Linked DNA regions of Homo sapiens: region 1 is linked to region 2. The links are chromatin loops, found by intact Hi-C in ENCODE. Cell type or tissue: heart right ventricle. All regions are shown on one strand. Each heading gives the region's core, and the rest is flanking DNA. Links, peaks and the distances in the headings are about the cores only. Region 1 has its middle 20 kb from the start of LINC02478. Region 2 has its middle 170 kb from the start of TANK-AS1.

Evidence for each region. A loop is a pair of places that touch in the nucleus more often than their neighbours do. Peaks named below come from ENCODE experiments on the same cell type or tissue, not always from the same donor. Only the 100,000 strongest peaks of a DNase experiment are listed, where the experiment ranks them.
Region 1: it touches region 2 in a loop (4-fold over the local background); 51 of 110 quality-filtered maps call a loop at or near these places.

The regions. Positions count from the first base shown.
Region 1 is chr2:160,250,793-160,253,716 of GRCh38, reverse strand. No RefSeq gene overlaps it. Among named protein-coding and RNA genes, the nearest start is that of LINC02478, 20 kb to the left of the region's middle. In heart right ventricle, for the core only: a CTCF peak has its summit at 1,256; a DNase peak (open chromatin) is centred at 1,933; H3K27ac peaks cover 2,500 bases.
Region 2 is chr2:160,993,351-160,996,274 of GRCh38, reverse strand. No RefSeq gene overlaps it. Among named protein-coding and RNA genes, the nearest start is that of TANK-AS1, 170 kb to the left of the region's middle. In heart right ventricle, for the core only: CTCF peaks have their summits at 1,479 and 1,683 (motif pointing right); DNase peaks (open chromatin) are centred at 1,724 and 2,528; H3K27ac peaks cover 963 bases.

The DNA of each region.
Region 1 (2,924 bases), core at 286-2,785, 740 kb after region 2:
CACCAGAATGTTTTAAATCTGTTCATTACCACAACAAGGATAAATGGCGTTTCTGCCAAAGACTTTTGATAACGGGTGCAGTAATGCATGCCAGCACTTTCTGAAATTAAAGGTTCTACCCTGAGAGGTAAGTAGGATAATGCATGGCTAACAAATGCAAACCCAAATTTCAGAGCTGAGTGTTTCTTGTCAGTATCACCGATCGTTTCCAACAGACGCTGCCTTAGGGAGTTTGTAATGTCATTTCTACTCTCTTGACATTAATGTCCAGGTGAGCCTACCCCAAGGTTTGTAAAAGAGCAGATCCTTATTAACTTAGCATGCTTTATTGTGATTTTTCTTATATTTGGATTCACATATGCTTTTAACAGCTGCATTTTAAAAATCTGCTATGGTTTAAAGACAGTATTTCATAAAAGCCTTAGTTTATTCAGTAAAATATTTTAATAACCAGTTGAACAGTCTCTTGTTAAGATTTTAAGATATTTGTTTCTGATTGTACTAATTAATTGTTAAAGTTTTTTTTAAAAAAATCAGTGATGAGACTCTAGTCTTCACTAACTTTTTTGGCATCTTCAAGAGGCACAAAGGAAATGAGGAACTGGAAATTTAAAACAGGGAAATAAATATCAGTTCGTATTTGCTTTGACATATGCATGACATTGGGCCAGTTAACTTCAGTATCTCTGGATTGTAAAATGGTGTTTTAGTGTAGAACTAATACCTGAGAATTATGGAGAAAATGGAGAGAAAAGGGCTTCCAATTCAGGTTATCTATGAAGAGCATATTTTATTCTTACAAGTGTCTGAAAATGCCTGGTATCATTACTATTCACCATGAGAACTTTTGGAAGTATGACCACTAGTACTGTAAAGAAAAAAAAAATCCAATATCTGTGAAAGATTATTCATCCAAATAATGTACCCTCTAAAATTAAAAAATCACAGGTAGAGCTGTATTGTATTGGCTCATAAAATGCCTGAAATGGACAGAATACAGATTCTGGTCAGAGAGTAATAGTTTTCCTCTCCTATTTTAGATTCTGAACAGGCTCAGAAGATCATAAAGTTTTTTAATACAGGGTTTTGAATATAAAGTCACTTGGTCATAATACAAATATTGGTATCTGCCTGAGGAAAATTTTGTGCCTTAGTGATATGCAAAAACGCCTTCCTCTTTAGAGTTCTCCTTTCTTCATTCCCCATTTATTCCCATTGTAATCTTTTTCCTCTATCTGACATACTCCCTCTAGTGTTCCCTGGATGAAGTACAATAGCTAAAGTTCAATTTACAAACAAAATCCTATTTCTGCAATCTCTCAATGTTTTCCCCATTTACCATACACTAAAGCAAATTTAGCACCAGATGTTTTGGCCTTGTGAGCTGTAGGTGACAGCAAGAATTTTTAATCAGAGAGCCTCAAACTTAGTGGAATCTTGTATTCCAACTTCAGATCCTCAAAGAGGGCATTTATTTCTAATCTGATTGTTAGGGTTAGGTTCCTTCTCTGCCTTTGAATCCTTGTATTGGAATTTACTTTTATTGTGATATGCAGAAGGGGAAAAGATACTCTCATGAACTAAAGCGTGCAAGCAGGCATTTCTTTGACATATTTCCCAGGGTTAGAACTTACACTGATTCTTCTAAATTACCTAAGAGATTCAAGGCATTTTGACTTAAGAAAAAAGCGATTAATTTTTTAATGGCTTTACAAAAACCATAGGCATATTCTCAGCCACAGAAGCTCTTAATCAAACCAGGAGGAACAACCACTTGGGAGGTGTATTTCTTATGGGCATTTTTTCTTTACAGAAAATAAACACTTCCAAAGCTGTCAGCTGCCATTGCTGCTACTTTGGAAATCAGCCACACCCAAGATGTAGTTATAAGAGCTAACTACAGGCCAAGGTCATCTGGGGATCCAGCCAGCCTGCTCACAGGCATGGCACCCCAACCTGGCCACAGTGCATGGGCCTGCCAATCCAGGCAGGCCAGCCCAGACTGCTATTTTAGGTTGGAGTTCCCAAAAGAAGGCCCTTGACTGTCCTTCACACTACTGGCATTCAGCTTTGTACTTAGCCATTCTGAACCATTATCTACTCTATGCCCTGACTGCTTCTCTCCTTTGAAATATCCTACCTCTTTGGGGAGCCCCATAGGAGGTTGATAGATATGTCAAATTGTAATATTAAAATGATTATTTTGTTTAATAACACAAAGCTCACCCATACATACAGCTCTGCTACATCAGGTTACTTCAACCAAGTGCCTGAGCAGGAAACCTCAGGTTTATTTGTCCTCCTCCTTCACCTGGATCTGCCATTGATCCTTTCCTCTTTCATGTCCACTGGCATTATAGTTCATCCACATTTGCCTAGACTGCTACACTAACTTTCCAGGCGATCCCCCTCCCTCCAATTCACCAACGTTCTACCATTGGTTATCTTTCAAAATGACAAATCAGAATGCATTTCTCTTCTGTTTAAAATTTTTCACTGGTTCCCTATCATATACAGGATAAATTTTGAATTCCCTACCGTCTTAGTCTGTTCTGTGCTTCTATAACAGAATACCACAGACTGAGTTATTTGTAATGAACAGAAATTTGTCAGCTTACAGTTCTGGAGGCTGGGAAATGCAAGATCAGGGGCCAGCATCTTGTGAGGGCCTTCTTGCTCCATCATCCCATGATAGAAGGTGGAAGAACAAGACAGGGTGAGACAGAGGAAAAAGAGAGCTCAACTTATCCTTTTACAATGAACCCCTCCCATGATAATGGTGTTAATCCATTCACGAGGGTAGAGCCCTCATGGCCTGATCCCTTCTAAAAGGTCCCACCTCTTAGTGCTGTTACAATGGTGATCAACTTTCCAACACAAGAACTTTGGAGAACACAATCTAACACCTACAGCACCTAGACTGC
Region 2 (2,924 bases), core at 248-2,747:
CTGGGTGAGTGAGTAGTGAGTGAGTGGCGAGTGAATGTGAAGGCCTAGGACATTACTGTCTACTACTGTAGACTTTATGTGTGCTGAATAGTATATGTAGGGATACTAGATTTATAACAAAATAGTTTTCTTTTTTCAATAATAAATTAACCTTAGCTTACTATAACTCTTTTCCTTTATAAACTGTTTAATTTTTTAAACTTTTTGACTTTTTTGTAATAATGCTTAGCTTGAAACACAAGCACATTCTACAGCTATATAAAAATTCCTTTCTCTCTCTTTTTTTTTTTTTTTTTTTTTTTAAGATGGAGTCTCGCTCTGTCTCCCAGACTGGAGTGCAGTGGTGCAATCTCGGCTCACTGCAAGCTCTGCCTCCCGGGTTCATGCCATTCTGCTGTCTTGGCTTCCCAAGTAGCTGTGACTACAGGTGCCCGCCACAACACCCAGCTAATTTTTTTTTTTTTTGTATTTTTAGTACAGACAGGGTTTTACCATGTTAGCCAGGATGGTCTCGATCTCCTGACCTCGTTATCTGCCTGCCTCAGCCTCCCAAAGTGCTGGGATTATAGGCAAAAATTCCTTTCTTTATATCTTTCTAAACTTTTTTTCTATTTTAAGAATATTTTATTTTTTACTTTTTAAACTTTTGTGTTAAAAACTAAGACATAAACACACATTAGTCTAGGGCTATACAAGGTCAGGATCATCAATATCACTGTCTTCCACCTCCATATCTTGGCCCATTGGAAGGTCTTCAGGGGCAATAACAAGCATCTCCTATGATAAAATGCCTTTTTCTGGAATCCCTCCTGAAAGGACTAGAAGGTTATTTTACAGTTAACTTGTTTTATGAGTAGAAGGAGAACACTCTATTATATTGATAAATGGTGACTCACACCGGTAATCCCAGCATTTTGGGAAACAGAGGAGAGAGGATCCCTTGAGCCCAGAAGTTCAAGACCAGCCTGGGCAACATAGCAAGACTTGTCTCTACACACACAAAAAAAGCCAGTCATGGTGGTGTGCCTGTAGTCTTAGCTACTTGGGAGGCTGAGGCAGGTGTATAGTTTGAGCCTAGGATTTCGAGGTTGCAGTGAGCTATGATTATGCCACTGCGCTCCAGCCTAGGTGACAAAGCAAGACCCTGTCTCTAATAAAAATAATAAAAATTTTAAAAAGTTAAAAAATAATGATAGAGTATAGTATATCAAATACATAAACCAATGATATAGTTGTATCAAGTATCATGTTTGTATAATTATATGTGCACTTTTATATGACTGGCGGCAAAGTAGGTTTGTTTACACCAGCACCACCACAAATACGTGAATAGTGCATTGTGCTATGAAGTTATGATGGCTACAATGCCACTAGATGATAGGAATTTTTCAGCTCCATTGTAATTGTATGAGACCATCTTTGTATTAAATATATGTGATCCGTCGTTGACTGAAACGTCACTATGCAGCATATGACTGTATTTTGAAAACAGAGATATATTGAGTTATCGCAGAAAACTTTAATAACACTGAAATGTATAGAAAATAGGCTGGGGATTAAATTACACTATTATTTTACATCCTCTGCAACGGAGGATGTTTCTCCTTTGTGTCAAGAAACCTCTGCGGTATTTGCAGCAGTAAATTTGTAGGTTGACTGTGTAGCTGAAAATTGTCACTAGGGGGCAGCCTATCACTGAAATGTGGATGATACTTCCTGCGTCATCTGATTTCAATGAGAAACTGGCCCAGGGAGTCACACGTTCTCGGCACAGCTTCTAAAGGAAAATTGATGCATCTATAAAATGTTGAATCAGCACAGTCACTCGGTGGTGAGTAAAGGAAGGAAAAAGTCTTGCATAATATTAAAAGCCCAGCATAAATCAATGGTTAGACATACAAATGTTGTGTGCTTTGATCACAAAACCTTTATGTGTGTGTGCTGAGCAGGAGAATATGGGCTACTGTCTTTTAAAACAGAGTCATAGTTTAACTTTTGTTATACACACACACACATACACACACACACTCTCTCTCTCTGTCTTGCTCACTCTCTTTCTCTTTCTCGCTCGCTCGCTCTCTCTCTTTCTCTCTGAATTAAAAGCCACCGTGCAGGTAAACATTTTACAATTGGGAAGGAAATTGAAACAAGTAGAAATTGATTAATTCCTTTAGCTCTTAAACCCTAGGTTTAAGCTGAGCGGAACGATGTGGTCTGGCAATTCCTCCCCTGCTTGGTGACTTTTGCTTGACCCTATATTTTCATCTATTGTTTTTCCTCTTTGCTACTCTTTCTCTTGCATTTTATATTCCTCAAGTGATCTCACCTAACAAAATCAACAGCCCCAGCTCTGAGGAGAGTCGTCGCTGTGTTTTCTTAACCGGGCTCTGAATGGTCTCAGAACATTACACAGAGGCAATATTTGAAATGTGATCCTGCCCAGTTCTCCTTTGAGCAGCAGAGCTGTCGGGTGCTATCGTATCTATGATCATTAAAGGCCTCTGAGAGCCCTAACGTCCCTGAGCGACTGGTGTGACCTTGTGTAGTCTGGGAACTGGAACAGAGCTAAGGTTGGCCTGACACACTGTCACCCAGGGCATGTGTGCAGCATAAGGTGGCCATGGAGATGCATGTAGAAACTTAGGAGCCATGCCCAAAAGCCCTTGATGCAAATGGAGCTTCAAAATGAAGAAAGATATAACTAATGCTAAATGACGAGTTAATGGGTGCAGCACACCAGCATGGCACATGTATACATGTGTAACTAACCTGCACATTGTACGCATGTACCCTAAAACTTAAAGTATAATAATAAAAAAATGAAGAAAGAAATCTATTAGACTGGAGGTAGGAATCCCCAGAAACTTAGGCCTACAGAATTAGCAGTCCAGTAAGGTAGAGGCTAGAACTTGCGGCAGTAGTAG